2 separate regions of the Homo sapiens genome follow, and region 2 is linked to region 1. The links are chromatin contacts, found by Hi-C in ENCODE. All regions are on one chromosome and are shown on one strand. The core of a region is the stretch at or near the end of the contact, and the rest is flanking DNA. Distances in the headings are between cores, read along the strand shown. Region 1 holds the start of FLRT2-AS1 (FLRT2 antisense RNA 1). Region 2 holds the start of LINC02296 (long intergenic non-protein coding RNA 2296).

What was found. Hi-C counts contacts between places; a loop is a spot of excess contacts on that map.
Region 2: a loop to region 1 is called in a map of IMR-90, with 8 times the contacts of the local background. The contact joins the promoter of LINC02296 here to the promoter of FLRT2-AS1 in region 1. A Hi-C loop is called at or near these places in 2 of 168 maps with a recorded cell type or tissue (A673 and IMR-90).

What each region holds. Positions count from the first base shown.
Region 1 is chr14:85,529,574-85,535,036 of GRCh38, forward strand. FLRT2-AS1 (FLRT2 antisense RNA 1) reads right to left here and starts at 2,086. Exons shown (of 2, transcript NR_184170.1): 1 at 1-2,086. FLRT2 (fibronectin leucine rich transmembrane protein 2) reads left to right here and starts at 571. Exons shown (of 2, transcript NM_013231.6): 1 at 571-961.
Region 2 is chr14:87,610,682-87,616,144 of GRCh38, forward strand. It overlaps LINC02296 (long intergenic non-protein coding RNA 2296), which reads right to left and starts at 2,782. Exons shown (of 16, transcript XR_007064294.1): 1 at 2,634-2,782.

The DNA.
Region 1 (5,463 bases), core at 836-3,335:
AGTGGGAGGCAGCTTTTCTTGCGGTTTCATTTACACTTGGCATGGGTGGGTGGGTGCCCTCCACAATTCGTCTCGCACACGGAACACAGTTAAAATCTGTAGCTAGAACGAGTGAAAAGTTCCGAATCTTTAAAGCGCAGCTAGGACAGGAAATAATACAGGGTTGGGGGATGTGGACGGGGGCGGAGAGCAGAGAAGTAAAGGAATAAAACCAACTTCGCTGGCAACTTCAATAAATCCGGTAACTGGAGGCAAAAAATAGACTCCGAGGGCTGGGTCTGGTCCGGATGAAACGCTAGGGCTCCTTCCCTTCCTTGAATCTTGGGCGCTGGAAGCCAGCCACGGGCGTCTTGCCACGCGAGTGCCCCTAGACAGCAACACACCCACTGGAAACGCACGTGAACAAAGCTCTCGCCCCCGGGAGCCGCTGCCTGCGGTTTCCTAGTCGATCCCAGCTTCTCTAGGGAGTGTCAGGCGCACACAGGGTTAAGTTAGTTCCCTCCCTGGTAGGAGGGAGAGGAGGAGGAGGGGAAAAGCAGCATACTGTCTCAGGCTGGGTACCTTGTAGTTAGTTGTACGTTCGAAACCTGTCGCCGTCACTTGCGCGTTTGGCATTATCCATTGTCACCGCGGAGGAACGAGCGCTCGAGATATCATCAGTGCCCGCAAATCTCCGCGCCAAGGCGCTGAGCTACTCCTTTCCGAGGTGCGCCTCTGGTCCTCCGTCCCTGGTGCCCAGCAGCGGCGAGGCGGCATCTCCGCTCCCGCCGCCGTGTCCACCGAGCCCTGGGATCAGGGTGGCAGTTCTCAACGATGGGCAGGAGGGACCTCGGCGGCGACCCCTAAAACAATACCATGCCCCGGGATCCCCGCTGCTGCCGCGCCAGCGTCTTCCCTTTCCACCTCCCTGACCCTGTCGGATTCGGATGAGCCCATTGCAAGGAGAAGACGCAGCCGTCAGGTAAAAGGGGCTGCGTTGCCAGGTGAAGTTTCCAGTAACCGGCCGAGCTGCTGCTACGCTGGCACCACGCTGTCTCTTCGGGGGATTTTTTTTTTTTGAAAGAGCTGGGGGTGGTCATCTTAAGTGGGGTGCTCTAGGCTTTGTCTTTCACCTGGAGAGAAAATAGGCAGCTTAGCTCTCTCTCGACTTTGGGGACATCTGTCTGCTGGTCGAATCCACCTCCTCTACGGAGCATCATGACTGAGTTCTGGGTCAAAACGCAAATTTTCTTGCCTGGTAGATGCATCGATGCTAAATTGGGGTTCTCAGTGCCCCTAACCTTGTCAGAGTTCAGTCTCCTACTTCCCTAGATTGAATCTCTTAACTTTCACCAGTAACAACCCTCTCCCCTCCACAAGCTGTTGTTAATGTCACCAGCGTTATTATCAGGCTGTTGTATCTAAAGACACCAACCTACTACCTGCCCGTAATCTGGGATCTATTAGCAGTTAAACAGATGCGGTGGATACTAATTCCTTTTCCTTCCAGTTGGTGGGGGCGGGTGGGGCTTTTTCCAAAACCAAGTCCCTTCCAGCCCTGCTTGTCCTCTTCGGGCTGGCGGGCACTGAGCTGGGGCCATCACGCCTTTCTAGAGCGCCTGCGGAGGTGGCGAAGGCTTGGAGAGCATACGAGGCGGAATCCGGATCGAGTGAGTTCCTTGAGCCGCTTGCGTGGGACGCAGGGAGAGGGCGAATAACGCCCTCAGGCGCTGAATGCAGGGGCAAGGAGCCAGCGAGGGTGGCTGGAGCAGGCCTTGCCAGCTGTTACCAAGTCTCTCCACAGGCTTGGGGGCTTGGGGCCTCCTGGAAAGATCCCTCCGCCGCGCTGACCAGTACGGGGCTCGCTCCCGCACTTTGAAGGCTGCCGCGGTCTTTCGTCATTTATAATCAAGCCCAAGATCAAGGTTGCAAGCTGAGGTCGGGGTACTGACAACGGGAATGAAGCCATAGGGGAAGAGGATAACTGGGACGGGCTGGACCCATACTTGATACCCGGGAAACTCCTAGAGCGTGTGGTGCTCCTGCCAGCGGCAGTTACTGGTGGAGCTGAGGCCACCGCTACTGTCGTCGTTGGCGCTTTGCTTCTGGAACCTCCCAGCAAGATGGCACTCACTGTCTGTTCCCTTCCGATTAGCACCCCCAGCCGCGCTCCCTCCTCCCCGGGATACGTATTAGTCACATACTGTGGGGAGAAGATGGGCTATGTAAATGTAAGTCAACGCGCTTTCCCAGCCACCTTTGCATAATGCAACAGGAACAGCGACCCGCGCGCACGAACCGGGTAGTGTGCGCGTGTGTGTGCTCGCGTGTGTGAGCGCGTGTGCCAGCGTGCGTCTCCGCGCGGGCGTGCGTCTGGGTGGATCCTTGCGTGGCTTGGGAGGCAAATCGGGCGTTTCTCCAAGTCGTCTTAACATGATTTAGGCTCTCAAATACGTGAAAGCGGTAGACACAACAGGGATGCGAAGGAAATAAAAAACAATTGGGGAAGTGGTGCCAAGTCACTCAGGCTTTGAACTGAGGACGAGTAGTGCGGTCGCGCCTGGGGCGCGTCCGGAAATCATCCTCAGCCTGTGGCGGCCACTGCCCCACTTAAACTCTTCTGCGGGGAGAGTTGAGCGGATCCCTGGGGGGTTGGTCCTGGGCTAGTTTTAAACTCTCCGGTTGCATCTCGCGTGGCCCCACCGACGGCGCGTCTCGGCGTAGCTCTTGGCGCGGGCTCGTTCTCCCTCTTCTGTTCAGATTCAGCCTCACCGGACTTGTTACAACATGACAGCAACTTACTGGAGGCAGGAAGAGCAGCACGAAATAAGATGAGAAAACCAAAAACATCTCCTCCTTCCTAAATAGAGACGTGCACCTAGCTTTTTTTACTTGTTTGTTTGTTTTTTACATTACCCTTTAACCTTTGGAAAGAGACTGCGAAGTGGAAACGTTGCCTGTACAGAAATCAGGCTTCTTAGCTGTCAAGACTGTTTCCTAATCTTTAGGCTGAATCTTTCTTTGTCCGCTGCAATCTATGGGGAAATTTAACAACGCTCTTGCCAGAAGCAGCCAGGTTGAAGGAAGAAAGTGGGGGTGTTTAAATTAATCCTATTAAATTTTGGATTACTCCCCCAGTTAAAGTCATTTAAGGTGGTCCAGGATGAGGGAACTAGTGATGGGGTGAGGAGTGGGGGGCACATCACCAAGGTTGCCTGCATTTGAAATAACGCCATTTTGGTTGAGAGGTTTGCTGTATTTTACCCTCTAATCTCACATTTCGATCATTTCTCAGTGTCTAAGTAATAGATCCTCCCTCTTGGCAGTACACCATTAAGCAGGTATGGGGAATTCTCCTTTCAGGGTTCAGATGGTGACATTATCCCTAAGGACTGGTGGTAGGAACGGCATGTGCCGGGTAGATAGAGAGAAGGTCAGGGTGGCATCTGCCGGGTTAGCCAGGCGCTCTTCAACTCTTTTCAGAGAGGACAGGGTTAAAAGCCAAGTCTGACTTTGCCTCTTGGAAATCACTGGGTAGCAGCCGCGCCTCCCAAGCATTCTTTAAACCAGAAAAGTAGGAGGGACTCCGGGAGAGAGGGAGGGAATGAGGGAGGGAGAGAAAGAGGGCTCCAGGAGCGGAGCGCGCCAGAGCGCGAGGGACGGAGGGAGAGGAGGAGCGCGGGAGCTGCGGAGGCGATCCCGCGAATTCATTACTGTAAACATATCCGGGGGTGTCAGGAGGGGTAGGGGTGGGGGCCGCGGCGCCTACATTAGCCCGGCCGCGTCGGATTGAGGCAGTAGTGTGGTCTGAGCAGCCTCCAGACCCACGCCGGGCGGGCGCAGCACTTGGAGCGAGCCCTGCGCCCGCCCCCGCGCAGCGCCGCACGCCCGGCTCCGAGCTGTCCGCACACACGCGTCGGAGGAGAGCCCGCCTAGCTCTCCCGCCGAGTCCCGGGATCCTCCAAATCCGAGGAGCTCCGGCGCCGCGGGGCAGCTTTCTGCCGCCTTCCCCGCTCGCTGTACTTCTTTTGGGGTTCGTTGGCTTGGCGAAGCGGAGAGGGGGAGGCGGAGGAGGAGAGAAGGCGGGGGTCGCGGCGGCCGAAGCCAAGAGAAAGTGGCATGCCCGAACCCTGGAGGCGGTGGTGGCGGAGGACGGGGGAAGACGATGCCGCAGCTCCGTAGGGGACGTAGGCGAGAGCAAGCGAGGCGAGCTGGGCGCCCCGGCCCCGGCCCGCTGCGGGGAGGCGCGCGCCGCTCTGAGGCTCCGGCCTCCGCACCCCCGCGCCCCGACGCTGCGGGCGACAGGGCTTGGCTCCAGCAGCCGCCGCCGTCGCCGCCGCCGCCACCCGGAGGACCCAGCAAAAGTTTGGATCTGGGGGAGGGCGCGGCGCTGAGCGGGATTACCACCAGGGCTGGAAGGAGACCTCGAGAACCTTTGCAGGTAACGCGCGCCCCCAACCCTCTTCTTCCATGCCCCGCCGCTGCGCTCCCGCTTCCTCCCAGAGCCCTTCCTGGCCCTCGCGGGTCTGGCAGAAAGTAAGAGGGAGGCGAAGTTCAAGATCCCGGGGATGAGCACCGAGCGCTGGCAGATCACTAGTCACGTTAGAGGGGCAGCTGTGCTGAGAGGCAAATTCCCCCAGGAGTGGGTGAGAACCCTCAGCCCCAGCTGGTGCCTCATCTTGTAGCTCTTTGGAAATTTGGAACGTGAATCCAGGGGCTTTTAGTATTCTTCAGTCCAGAGAAATGGTTCATGGATTTCACTTACCGCACGCTCCCCCCTTCACACTCTCACCCGTTTAGCATTTTTAAAAAATGATTTGAGCCCACTCCCTACTCTCCTGCTTCGTTTAGCTGGACAGCAAATTTCAGGGGTGAAATATTGCAAGCAAAGAGGAAAAAATATCCTTTCCCCTTTTGACATCCCTGGAATCCTCCTTCCCTCCCTTCACCTTCTGGCATCATAAAATAGGAACTTTAGAAGTTACATTTTCAGGGGTGAGGTGAAACGTGTTAGCTATTGGTGATGTGAATTTGCCACGACTGTCCGTATGTGTGTCTGTGTGTGTGCGTGTGTTTGGGGGAGGGGGTTAGTGGTGTTGCAGAGAGGCGGAATTTTTCTCGGTGGCCTGATGCGCAGTGGTCCTAAGGTAGTGAGTGGCCGCGTGTGCGCATTGAGGCGGCGGCAGCGGAGAGAAGACGGTCACGTTTCCCGAACGGCAGCCTTACTTAGGCTAAGAAAATAGCTGCAGCTCACTCCAAAAGCAAAAAGATTCCAGCCCCAACTCCCCGACGCCCCCTTTCCCCCAACTGAGTTTTTAGTTTCAAAGCAGCTCAGCGTTTGCTGCTATCTTTATTATGATCATTATTTATTCGCCTGGAAACTCATCCTGTCTTCTCCTGTGAATGGGAATCAGTCTTCAAGAGCTTTTGATTAATTTTAGTAAGAGAATCTCTTGTAAAGCTTACAGTTAGCTAACCAAGTGT
Region 2 (5,463 bases), core at 1,532-4,031, 2.1 Mb after region 1:
GACCCCATTATACACAGGGAATATATTCCAACACTGCCTTTGGATGCCTGAAACCATGGATAGTACAAACCCTATCGATATTATGTTTTTACCTGAAAACACATATGTATGATAAAGTTTAATTTATAAATTAGGCACTGTAAGAGATTAACAGCAATAACTAATAACAAAATAGAATAATTGTAACAGAATACCCTTCATAATTTCACAAAAGAAACACTTGTTCTTAGTGAAGATTTTAGCAACCTCAGCATATGATTTTTAAAATTTTCTTATAAAGTTGCAAACTTTCATCCTTTCTCTTGATGGAAGCACTTCCTGGCTTCTCTTTGGCAATTCTGAATTACCGACATCACTCGTCTTGCACTTTGAGGCCCCTTATTAAATATAAAGGTGACTTGAGGCCGGACGCAGTGGCTCATGCCTGTAATCCCAGCACTTTGGGAGGCCGAGGCAGGTAGATCACGAGGTCAGGAGATCGAGATCATCCTGGCCAACATGGTGAAACCCCGTCTCTACTAAAATACAAAAAATTAGCTGGGTGTGGTGGCACACACTGGGGAGGCTGAGGCAGGGGAATCACTTGAACCCGGGAAGCGGATGTTGCAGTGAGCTGAGAGCACACCACTGCGCTCCAGCCTGGGCGACAGAGTGAGACTCCATCTCAAAAAAAAAAAAAAAAGTGATTTGAACAGAAGCACTACAGTACAGCGACAGTTGATCTGATCACTGAGACAGCTACTGTGTGACTCACAGGTGGTGGAATAAGCCATGTGGAGATGGCAGACAAAGGGGGGATTCACATCCTGGGCAGGATGGAGTCGGACGATGCAAGACTTCATCATGCTTCTCGGAAGGGCACTGAGTTTAAAACTTATGAATTGTGTGTTTCTGGAATTTTCCATTTAATATTTCTGGACCATGGTTGACCGCAGGTAGCTGAAATAGCGCAAAGTGAAACGAGAGACACTACTGTATAGAAAAGACCCAACAGCGAAATGTAACGTGAGATACTAGGCTAAATCGCAGACCAGAAAAAGGGAACCATATTTGTGGGGAGATCAGTGAAATACAAATAAAGTCCATGGATTCATTAACACTATTGTAACCACATCAATATCCTGATGCTAGTGATTATACAATGGTTATGTCATTTGTCAGCATTAGAGAAGGCAGGTGAAGCATGTTTGGGAACTCTGTACTATTTTTGTGACTTTCCTCTAAGTATAAATTTATCCCCCACTCCAAAAAAAAAAGGTCATACGGAATTCTAAAAATTGTGTCATGGAATAAAGCAAAAGTAGGTTTATTTTCAATTAAATAACAAAGGACTGTCTTTTATCATTACATGCAATGAAAATTAAATGTACAGGTGATGGGCTCCAGGGCAAGGAGGACAGAATCTCTCTCTCTCTCTCTCTCACACACACACACACACACACACACACACACACTTCTGCTAAGAAACACAAAGCAATAAAACAGCCAACAGGTTGTTGACCTAAGCACTGAGTAAGCCTAAGCACAGGGACGGTATAACTAATATACTTTGGGTCCAGAAGAGACAGAATGACTTACATATAGAAATGGCTGGTATTATTTATCTTGATCTAAAGCAAATGAATTATGCTATAAATAAACACCAAAAAATGCTGGCCAGGCACAGTGGCTCACGCCTGTAATCCCAGCACGTTGGAAGGCTGAGATAGGTGGATCACCTGAGGTTAGGAGTTCGAGACCAGCCTGGCCAACATGGTGAAACCCCGTCGCTACTAAAAATGCAAAAATTATCCAGGTGTGGTGGCACGCTCCTGTAATCCCAGCTACTTGGGAGACTGAAGCAGGAGAATCCCTTGAACATGGGAGGCGGAGGTTGCAGTGAGCCGAGAATGGGCCACTGCATTCCAGCCTAGACAACAGAGCAAGACTCCATCTTAAAAAAAATACAAGAAAGATAGAAACACATAAAACTGCAACTTTTTAAAAACGCTTTACATCCATGAGCATTTACTCTATTATGTTTCCATTACATTTTGCCCCTTGAGAAAATTAGAACAGCAAATGCCCTCCACACAGAACATTTCCCACCACTACAGCCACCTTCTTCAAGCATGAGGAGAAAGTGTTGCTCTATAAAACCCAATTCTCTATGAATGGCTGTCATACGAAACTGAGAAAATGGAGTGAGACAGATTCCAAAAAGATTAATGACAAGCACAATCAGCATTAATTATTGTGAGTTAAGTTTCATTTCCTGGAAATAATCACAGTGATGGAATATTTCCATTGAATTAGTTACTGCCATTGGGATTGACTTGGCTGAGTGAATTCCAAATTATATTTCTCTATACTTTTAATATGGAACAGAAAAATGAAAGAATTTTACAGTGTACATGACTTAGATTTCACCATTAACATTTTTAGCTTATCAATTATCTAACCATTTACTCTACTGTCTATACATCCATCCATCTTATTTCTGATGCATTTCAAAGTTAACTCTATACATCCATATACTTTCCCCTAAACATTCTAGGATGCATCTCATTATCTAGTAAATTCCAACATAACCCCCCTACTTTATGGGTCTATTGACTGCAATGCAGTTAGCAGCTATTGAATTTTATCCTCACCTCTGCTTCCGACCTTGAATGTAAAGGCAGCCTGATCCACAAAGACGGTCATATCGGAAGTCCTGAAATCTCAGTACTGGTCCCCAACTGCTGTGCCAGACAGACCCTTCACTTCTAGTCATTTAGAATCACTATGATGCAAGAACCCACTCACCTACATACTCTAAGGTGGGTGGAGAGAACAGGAGACTGGTTATTTTTTCATAGGCATGGACAGTGCCTGTACATCTATATATAGGACATGATTAATATGAAATTAATTCAATATTGACAGGACATTGTGGTGAGGTAAGAACATTTAATCTGTAAGAGTCTGTTCAAATTTGTATATGTATATGACTATTTCTTAGGAGAGTTTCGTAGCTTACATATTTTCAAATACATCAGTGACTAAAGATATTGAGAGCCACTGGTCTAACACTTCCCTCCTTCAGACAGTGGGCATTAGTAATTCCAGATTGCGTTATCTCTTTTGCCTGCCACATCCCACCATTGACTTATATTTAGCGTACTTCAACCAAAGCCCCAATTTATTTTCCCCACACTATACTTTTACTGTAGATCTTTTTTGTTTACTTGTCTATCCTGGTGATTAGTGAGTAACTTTGTCCATTAAGCCAACTTGGATGCATCATTAACCAGAAAAAAGAGAAAACAGGTAGTGAAAAGTCAATAGTTTGTGATATTTACGACACCCCTCAGAGTGTGAACAAAAGAAATATGGTTCTGGCATTGTGACTCCAGTCTTAACCCTATGAGTCATTATTTGGAAAACTAGTGAGTTACATCTTCCAGTTACCTTTCTGTGCAGAAAAATCCCTCAGGAAGTAATAAATACAGGAAAGCATCTTGGATTCATCCAGCCCCCTACTGTGTCGGCTGTTATGATCCTGAATTGTAGACCATTTCTTCCACACTGCCTGGATCTCCCATAGAATCCAGCACAATACTGTGTCCAGAGCAGGGGCTCAGTAAGCTCTTATTTTACTGGAATATCCAACCAAGGGCCAGTTTGGAATTTACCTATATTACAGAAATATTAACCTTCTTGAAGACCAACATTTTGGGAACAGCAAGACCCTAAAAACTTCTAATTAAAATAAAGTTGCCCAATTAAAGTGACCTTTGGCTGAAAGGTAATGAAACCATATTTTCTAATTTCATTGTTCCAAACCAGCCTCTCCTACTTTCAGAAGGAACATCACTTTTAGGCAGGGGGGTTCTTCCTTTCAACTTTTATTTTAAGTTCAGGGGTACAAATGCAGGTTTGTTACATAGGTAAGCTTGTGTCATGGGGGTTTGTTGTAAAGATTATTTCATCACCCAGGTATCAAGCCTAGTACCCAGTAGTTACTTTTCCTGATCTTGTCCCTCCTCTCACCCTTCACCCTCTGAAAGGCCCCAATGTCTGTTGTTCCCGTCTTTGTGTCTATGTGTTCTCATCAGTTAGCTCCCACTTATGAGAACATGCGGTATTTGGTTTTCTGTTCTGTGTTAATTTCCTAAGGATAATGGCTACCAGCTCCACCCATGTACCCACAAAGGACACGATCTCATTCATTTCTTACGGCTGCATAATATTCCATGGTCCACATTTTCTTTATCTGGTCTGTCATTGGCAGGCATTTAGATAGATTCCATGTCTTTGCTATTGTGAATAGTTTGGCAATGAACATACGCATGCATGTGTCTTTATAACAGAATGATTTATATTCCTCTGGGTATATATCCAGTAATGGGATTGCTGGGTTAATGGTATTTCTGTCTTCTTTAGGTTTTTTAGGAATCGCCACACTGTCTTCCACAATGGCTGAACTAATAAGCATCCTTTTCTCACCACAACCTCACCAGCATCTGTTATTTTTTGACTTTGTAATAATAGCCATCTGACTAGTGTTAGATGCTATCTCATTGTGGTTTTAATTTGCATTTCTCTAATGATCAGTGATGTTCGGCTTTTTTCATATGATTGTTGGCTGCATGCATATCTTCTTTTGTAAAGTGTCTATTTTTTTGCTCACTTCCTTATGGGGTTGTGGTTTTTTTCTTGTAAATTTTTTTTAAGTTTCTCATAGATGATGGATATTAGACCTTTGCTGAACGCATAGTTTGCAAAAATTGTCTGCCATTCTGTCTGTTTACTCTGTTGACAGCTTTTTTTTTTGGAGGGGGGTGGTTTTTTGTTTGTTTGCTGTACAGAATCTCTGTAGTTTAACTGGACCCCGTTTGTCAATTTTTGTTTTTGTTTCAATTACTTTTCCCATGTTCATCATAAAATCTTTGCCACTGCCTATGTCCTGAGTGGTATCTAGGCAGGGGATTCTTTAAGACTTTAATTCCATCTCCCGTCAGTTCTATCATCTTTAGTGAGCCAGGTCTCCTCATCTGTGAGAGGCTATTTGAGAGTGATTGCAGCTGCAGCATGTGGGGACGCAGACTGTAAACCACTTCTGAGCTCAGAAGGAAACACTACTATAATTAATTAGGAAATCTGTCCTGCACCAAGTAGTCTAAAGAAACCTTAACCCCAAACGCTCTGAACAAGCCCAGTCCCACAGAATGATTATGATGTTTACGATGGCACTGTTCACTGAGTAGCCACTGAATGCCCGTGTCTTTGTGCTTAGTGCTCACAGAAGCTCCGTGTGTTATGTGCTATTAGTAGCCCCATTTTACTGATGACAACCTTGAGGCACAGAGAGGTTTTACAGCTACAACTTCCTGAATGATAACCCGGCATCATTCAACCTCAGAAGCAGCGTCTTGATTGGAATATCTTCCCCAAACAAACAAAAACTACAACAACAACAAAGTGGGTTGGGGTGGGGAG